3 separate regions of the Homo sapiens genome follow, and regions 1 and 2 are each linked to region 3. A link is a loop called in an ENCODE intact Hi-C map of the cell type or tissue named here. Cell type or tissue: PC-3. All regions are shown on one strand.

Evidence for each region. Hi-C counts contacts between places; a loop is a spot of excess contacts. Peaks named below come from ENCODE experiments on the same cell type or tissue, not always from the same donor. Only the 100,000 strongest peaks of a DNase experiment are listed, where the experiment ranks them.
Region 1: it touches region 3 in a loop (4-fold over the local background); 14 of 110 quality-filtered maps call a loop at or near these places.
Region 2: it touches region 3 in a loop (6-fold over the local background); 15 of 110 quality-filtered maps call a loop at or near these places.

What each region holds. Positions count from the first base shown.
Region 1 is chr2:113,875,789-113,878,288 of GRCh38, reverse strand. All of the region lies in intron 1 of ACTR3-AS1 (ACTR3 antisense RNA 1), which reads left to right. Among named protein-coding and RNA genes, the nearest start is that of ACTR3, 13 kb to the left of the region's middle. In PC-3, no CTCF peak of the experiment used is centred here; DNase peaks (open chromatin) are centred at 148 and 1,508; H3K4me3 peaks cover 774 bases; H3K27ac peaks cover 2,050 bases.
Region 2 is chr2:113,885,307-113,887,806 of GRCh38, reverse strand. All of the region lies in intron 1 of ACTR3-AS1 (ACTR3 antisense RNA 1), which reads left to right. All of the region lies in intron 1 of LOC124906071 (a long non-coding RNA gene), which reads left to right. Among named protein-coding and RNA genes, the nearest start is that of ACTR3, 3.5 kb to the left of the region's middle. RefSeq lists enhancers at 1,036-1,145, 1,156-1,205. In PC-3, no CTCF peak of the experiment used is centred here; a DNase peak (open chromatin) is centred at 1,136; H3K4me3 peaks cover 1,009 bases; H3K27ac peaks cover 2,227 bases.
Region 3 is chr2:113,817,195-113,819,694 of GRCh38, reverse strand. LOC105373570 (a long non-coding RNA gene) reads left to right here and starts at 295. Exons shown (of 3, transcript XR_923227.4): 1 at 295-1,260. RefSeq lists enhancers at 714-1,213, 1,214-1,715. In PC-3, no CTCF peak of the experiment used is centred here; a DNase peak (open chromatin) is centred at 1,054; H3K4me3 peaks cover 1,144 bases; H3K27ac peaks cover 374 bases.

The sequences.
Region 1 (2,500 bases), 59 kb before region 3:
AAGAGAAGTAGTCTCATACACGGCCAATTCTTTATCATAACTAGCATTCTCTTCATTTGTCCATTCATTCATTCGTTTATATTAAGTGCCAGTTAGGAACTAGGAACAAGGCTGGACTCTAAGGAGATGACTAATTTGCAGCCCCACCCTTTGAAGTCAAAGTACCGTAAAGAGAAACAGGCAAGTAAAAATTAAAGTACACCATGACAAGTGATTAACACAGGGCTTTAGAAGGAGAGGAGGACTCTAAGTTAGAGATCAAAGAAAGCTTCAAAGATGGCTTAGGGAATGCTTTCCAGGGTGGAAAGGAGGTTAAAGGCAATTCTAGAGAAAATAACATACAATGACACAGAGACTTAAAAGAACCCTGGGTGTTTAAGAAATGGGTTACAACTCTGGCTATGACATAGGGTGTGTACAGGGGAAGAGTTGATGTGAATGACTTTGTGTGCTAAGTTTGGACTTTGCCTTGTAATTCTAAAACTCCCTCAGCTGGAACCAGACTGACAGTAAAGAGCCATCTGGATAACTTGTTAAAAATACAGATTGCTCAGACCTCACTTCTAGAAATTTTGATTCAGAGGAATCTGTGTTTTAAAAAAATTTCCAGCTGGGCTCAGTGGCACGCCTATAATCTCAGCTACTTGGGAGACTGCGGCCGGAGGATCACACGAGGTCAAGAGTTTGAGACCAACCTGAGAAACATAGCAAGACCTCGTCTAAAAAAATGAAGAATTTCCTATGTAATTCTGGAGTACATCCAAGTTTGAGAACCACTGTGTGTAGGAAATGAGGATCCGTCAAAGGGTCTTGGGAAAAATAATAACATACTTTGGAAAGAGAGGCCGGGCACGATGCCTCACACCTGAAATCCCAGCACTTTGGGAGGCCGAGGCGGGTGGATCACCTGAGGTCAGGAGTTCGAGACCAGCTTGGCCAATATGGTGAAACCCCACGTCTACTAAAAATACAAAAATTAGCCGGGCTTGGTGGCGTGCACCTGTAATCCCAGACTTTAGGGAGGCTGAGGCAGGAGAATCACTTGAACTTGGGAGGCAGAGGTTGCAGTGAGCCGAGATCATGCCATTGCACTCCAGCCTGGGCAGCAGAGCGAGACTCCGTCTCAAAAAAAAAAAGAGAGCCCTTTTTTCCAGTGGCAAATTGCTTTACAGCATGTCAAAACAGGAGATGGAGAGACCTGATAAACGAGTGTGTGACAGAACAAATCAGAAATGGCGAGCACCTGCACTGTAGCAGAGGCAGTGGGGGTGGAGAGGAGGCGAATGTTCAGAGGCATTTCTGAGAAATGTAATCCACAGGACCAGATGAGCTGTTTGATGTGAAAAGGGGCGGATTTTCATTTGAAAAGGGTGCCTTCGAGAACTGGAAGTGACAGGTAAGCAGGAAGCGTGGCTGTGTCTACAACATATGAATGTTAGCTCAAGGTGGGAGACCAGGCTGGAGCTTGCCATGGCAGGAGGCCAACGCTTGGGGCCTGCCTAGCCAAGAGCCAGAGGCTCAGATCCGGGAACCCTGAGGTTGCAGGCTTGCTGACTACCCTTTGCCTGGGGACACATCCCCTTTGTTCTACCTGTGGCTCCTTGCCAGTAGTCATCTCTCATAGCCCTGTAGTTAGGTTTGGTTTTTTTGTTTGTTTTGTTTGGGGTTTTGAGATAGGGTCTCACTCTCTCGCCCAGATTGGAGTGCAGTGTCGTGATCTCAGCTCACCACAACCTCCACCGCAGGCTCAAGAGATTCTCCTGCCTCAGCCTCCCGAGTAGCTGGGATTACAGGTGCACATACTACCTCCCGGCTAACTTTTGTATTTTTAGTAGTGACAGGATTTTATCATGTTGGCCAGGCTGGTCTCAAACTCCTTGACCTCAGGCGATCCACCCGCCTCGGCCTCCCAAAGTGGTGGGATTACAGGTATGAGCTACCGTGCCCAGCCCCTGTAGTTAGGTTTTATCTCTAATCTATATAACTCCCTGAAGCCAGAACTATGATTTATCTGTACGTTCTGAGACCCTAGCCTAGTGCTGACACATATTTGATGCTCACTAATAATTTCTAGGTGAATGAATTTTATTAATTTCCTAGATAATTACAGCTACCATAGCCTAATTATATCTGAATAGTCCTTTGGCCTCATTTTTTTGTGATAGTTATATACATTTGTATTTCTATAATTCTACATGCTTCCATTATTGCTTTCCAAAATTCACATTTTTGTGAAGAAGAAGAGAGTAAGCAAAAGACATTCCTTCCTCCCAGACATTAATTACTGCAAGATGCCTGTGTAATTAGTGAAACAGGCATCTCCTACATGTGTTAATTTAGATTCCACCAAAAAGTGCTTGATTAACAAAAAAATTTAAAAATTTTCAATTGAATTACTTTAAAACAAGGAATAATTTCCAATTTAGTTATCCAGACAAGTTGTATGGATCCAGACAGATTATTTTTAAATAAGGTGTTATGGGCCAGGCATGGTGGCTCA
Region 2 (2,500 bases), 68 kb before region 3:
AAAGACAGATGTGGTTTAGTAGGGGTAGAATAAATGGTTGTTTCCAGCAGTTACAAGTAGTAAGTCAGGAGTGAAGAGATCCTACCAAAGAAGTTTCGAGAGCAGAGGTTAGTGCCCTCGGTCACTTGGGCAGCCCATGCCGGTGGCCCTCAAGGTAGCTGCCCACACTCTGGCCTTGCACAGTTGTCATGGAAGTAGTTAACTCAAGCAGGGTTGGAAACTAGTGCTTCGAGGTCTAGGCAGGTACTGTTATGAGTGAAGGGGGCCATGAGGAGGGTATGGCAATGTGAGAGCCCACAACCCAACAGAAGGCAACAGACAACTGTTGCCATGTGGAAATACAGCCCTGGTATTGCCAGAGCCTTTTTTCTTCCCCAAGAGAAATCTGAAATCTGCATTTTTATCTTTGGTAACTGTAATGGTTTGAATGTGTTCCCCAAAGTTCATGTGTGAGAAATATAATTTCCAGTGCAACAGTGCTGAGAGGTGGGAGCTTTAAGAGGTGATTAGGCCAGGAGGACACTGTCTTCATGAATGAATCACAGGACTGGGTGCCTGATAAAAAGGAGTTTGCCCCCGCTTCCCTCTCTCTCTTTTGCCCATGTGATGCCTTCCACCATGTTTTGACACAGCAGGGACGCCTTCACGAGATGATGGCCCTTTGATCTTGGACTTCCCAGCCTCTAAAACTATGAAAAATAATTTGTGTTCTCTATAAAGTACCCAGTCTCTGATATTCTGTAAGCAGCACAAACTAGGCTAAGATAGTAACTAATTTTTTTCTGCATGTCATATCTGACCTGTGGTCTGCCAGTTTGCATCTTTTGATTTCGGAAGCTACATGTGGTTCAGTAGTTTGCTGCCTTCAAATATGAAGCTCATGTCAGTGCTAAGTACTGTCTCTCATTTCATAGGCATGAGGAAACTGTCACAGTCTCACATAGTCAAGACTGTCCTGTGTTTGTACAGGCAGTAACTGTTAGAAGCATTTGGAAGCTTTCAGTGCTTGTTGGAAATGTCATTGGTGCTCATTCCTCATAATCTTGTCTACCCAAACACTTTGCTTGCTTAAGATCCCTTCTACTTCCTGCTTGCTGCATGCCAAATTGGTCAGCCTCTCTGCTACTGTGGTGGCCCAGCCTTCCTCAGCTGCACATAGCCTTCAGTCACACATCCGGCCAAAGCATTTCTGACCACCCTGTTTGCATATGCACCCACTCCCTGCTTACTCATCTCCAAACACAGAAGCAAAGGATGTCAGAGACAGTTCATCCTTCATTTCATATTTGTCCCTAATAGCACCTCAATTTCCTTTCAGTTCAGGTCAACCCGGTCCTTGGTTCTTACCCATTTCCAAACCTGTTCCGAAACTTTCAAGCATTTGTGAGTCTTGCAGTATCCTTCTCCTGTGGCTCAAGTTAGCCACAGCAAGTTCCCATTACTTGCATCAAATTTGAGAAGCCTTAGTGGTACAGAAGCCCATAGAGTTTAAGTGAGTTTTCCCAATATCTTTTTCTTTTTTTTTTTGAGATGGAATCTTGCTCTGTCGCCCAGGCTGGAGTGCAGTGTAGTGCGATCTCGGCTCACTGCAAGCTCTGCCTCCTGGGTTCATGCCATTCTCCTACCTCAGCCTCCTGAGTAGCTGGGACTACAGGCGCCCGCCACCATACCCGGCTAATTTTTTTTTTTTTTTTTTGTATTTTTTGTAGAGACGGGGTTTCACTGTGTTAGCCAGGATGGTCTCAATCTCCTGACCTCGTGATCTGCCCGCCTCGGCCTCCCAAAGTGCTGGGATTACAGGTGTGAGCCACCACTCCCGGCCCCCAATATGTTAAAGAAACTAAGGAACAGAAGTCCAAGTCAAAATCCAGTTCTTACGCCTTTTGGGGGGCTCTTTAATTGTAACGACAAATTAGCAAATTGTCTTTGGATCTTAAAAAGTGTCCAGGAAATTTATGTCACTCAATTTCCATTATTTTAAGATGAGAAATAGTATTTTAAAAATCAACTTAGGTACGTACTACAGGGCTGACTGTTTGCAAATTGGCAGATGAATCAGATTCACAGAGAGCCTTAATTCAGAGCAGGTAAGTTGTAAAAGTACCCCAAGCAGCCTAGTGGTCAGAGGGGAGGGACTGTGAAAACTGTCTTCTCTCTTCTCAAGTTGTGTGATCTTAGCAACTAACTTCTTATGTAGAGAGAGCACTGATTTTAGACTCAAGAGACTTGAATTGAGTATGAACTCTTTCACTTACTCTGTTTCTTCATCTATAAAATTCACAGGAATATTTAACCTATAGGGTTGTTGTAAAGCTTGAATTTGGTAAGAAGCCTATTATAAATTACAGAGTGACCTTATTATGGACAGATCAAGAGGAATATGGTTTAATTATAAAGTAATCACTGACTTAGTACTTAAACATACAAAAGGAAACACACACTGGTCCTCCTCTTCACAGATGTTATCTTGGGGCCCATGTGCCTACTCTTTTAATGCTAC
Region 3 (2,500 bases):
GAATATTAATTCACAAGGCTTCTTCCTGTTGGCTACACCAAACAAAATTGTATCTATTCTGTTTTTGTTTTTGTTTTTGTTTTTGTTTTTGTTTTCCAGTTTAGAAAACATGGCCCTTTTAGCTGTAATTATATGGCTGGAAGAAGAAACAAAGTTGTGAGCTGCAATGGAGCTGAATGTTTTTGTCCCCCCACCAATCCCCCTCAAAAAACTCATAGGTTGAAATCCTAACCCCCAGTGTAATAGAAAATGGGGCTTTTGGGAGGTAATTAGGTCATGAGGGTAGAGCCCTCATGGAGGGATTAATGACCTTATAAAAGAGACTCCAGAAAGCTAGCTTGTCCTATTTCTGCCATGTGAGGACACAACAAGACAGTAGTCATGTGCAGCCCAGAAGAGGGTCCGCACCAGAACCCAACCATGCTGGGACCCTGATCTCAAACTGGCAACCTGCAGAACTCTAAGAAATGCCTCCTGTTTATAAGCCACCAGTTTATGGGACTTTGTTATAAGCAGCCCAAGCTAAGGCATATGGGCAATGAAAATATCAGAATTGTTTGAAACTTTAATCTATTGTAATAACTCCTTTCACATTGTGTATAATACGTCGGTTTAACAATATGTAATAAAATTTTAAAACAAGGCATCTATTCCAAGAATTAATTAATTATATTAATTGAACAGACACTTACTAATTCATTCAACAAATTGCTGAACACCTGATATGTGCCAGATATTTTTCTAGGTGCTGGAGATACAGCAGTGAAAACAAAGAGCAAACCCTGACCCTTGTGAAGTGAATTGTCAGGAGCTCAGCTGAGCTGGGAGAGAGAGAGCTCTCAGAGTAGCCGGTTACAGCAACAAGCCAGAGATAAAAGAACCGAGCCTTTAATCACTCACGGCAATGGTAAAAGCAAGAGCTTAAAGCAGTTTTATGGACCCTGAAGCAGGAGGGCAGCGGCGAGAGCTTGGAGTGGACAAGTCCTGGGTGATGAGTCAGAGTAGGGGAATGTATCATCAAGGTCTCCCTCCTCCCCGCATAAGGAGGTCTTGGCAAAGGCATCTGAAAAGGACGTCTACCCAAGGTCTGCCAGAGACTAGCAATGAAGACTCTGGGGCCAGGAATGTAAACATAGGAAAAGCATGACTGACCGGGAGAGCCTGAGTCCTTGACTGCAACTTCCTTCAGAGACCGTGACCCACTGGCTGTGCACCAAATGTCTCTCAGAGAGCAGCAGCTTTCTGTATGAGGTCTGCCAGGTAAGGCCTTCGTAATTGCCTGTAGTCAGGTCTGAAAGATCACACATTTGGCTTAAGCAAAAGCCAGACTCCTCACTAACATTCTAGATAATAAATATTCAAGCCAAATATATGCTATATTAGTGGTAAGTGCTGACAAAAAAGGTAAATAAATAAATAAGCAAGCAAGCTGGGAAGGCAGATAGGGAGTAAATGAGAGTTAGGGAGTACAAGTGTGATAGCAATTTGAGTCAAAGGCAGGCAAACGAGGCTTCATTGTAAAGGTGGCATTTGGTGAAACACTTCAGAAATTGAGACTTGCAGCTACCCAAGAGAAGAGCAGGTCAATCAGAGGGTACAAGAGGTAAAAATTTCAGGAGGTGGAAGTCCGTTTGTCTAGAGTGGAGCAAGCAAAGGGAGAGGGGCAGGGGTGATGGAGACAGAGAGCTAATGAGGCACCAGGTCTTGCAGGGCCCTGTAGCCACTGCAAGAACATGAACTTTTTCTCTGGGTGAGACGGGAAGCCACTGAGGACTTTGCAGAAATAACATGCTCTGACTCTAGATGCCCTCCTGAGAATAGATTTGGGAGAGAAGAGGAGAGGATGTTAAGGACAGAAGCAGGGAGATCTGTTAGGAGACTACTGTAATAATCCAGGAAAGAGATGATGTGGGTTTGGACCAGAGAGATGAGACTGGAAGTAGGGAGAGCTGGTTGGATTTTTGGAGATATATATATATATATATATATATATATATATATATTTTTTTTTTTTTTTTTTTTTTTTTTGAGACGGAGTCTTGCTCTATCGCCCAGGCTGGAGGGCAGTGGCACGGTCTCGGCTCACTGCAACCTCTGCCTCCTGGGTTCAAGCAATTCTCTGCCTCAGCCTCCCGAGTAGCTGGGATTACAGGTGCCTGCCACCATGCCTGGCTAATTTTTGTATTTTTAGTAGAGACAGGGTTTCACCATCTTGGCCAGGCTGGTCTTGAACTTCTGACCTTGTGATCCACCCGCCCTGGCCTCCCAAAGTGCTGGGATTACAGGCGTGAGCCACCATGCCCGGCCTTTTTGGATATATTTTTAATACAGTGCCCCCCATTTCATTAATTCTAAACATGTTTCCCTCCTTACATCTTAACATATCTAAAATCAGATTGCATCTTATATTGGGATGGCATTCTATAATCGCTGTCAAGCAGGTGGCAGCTGTGATGTAGTTGTCTATTAGTTGAAAACCTTCCAGTGATACTATCTGGTA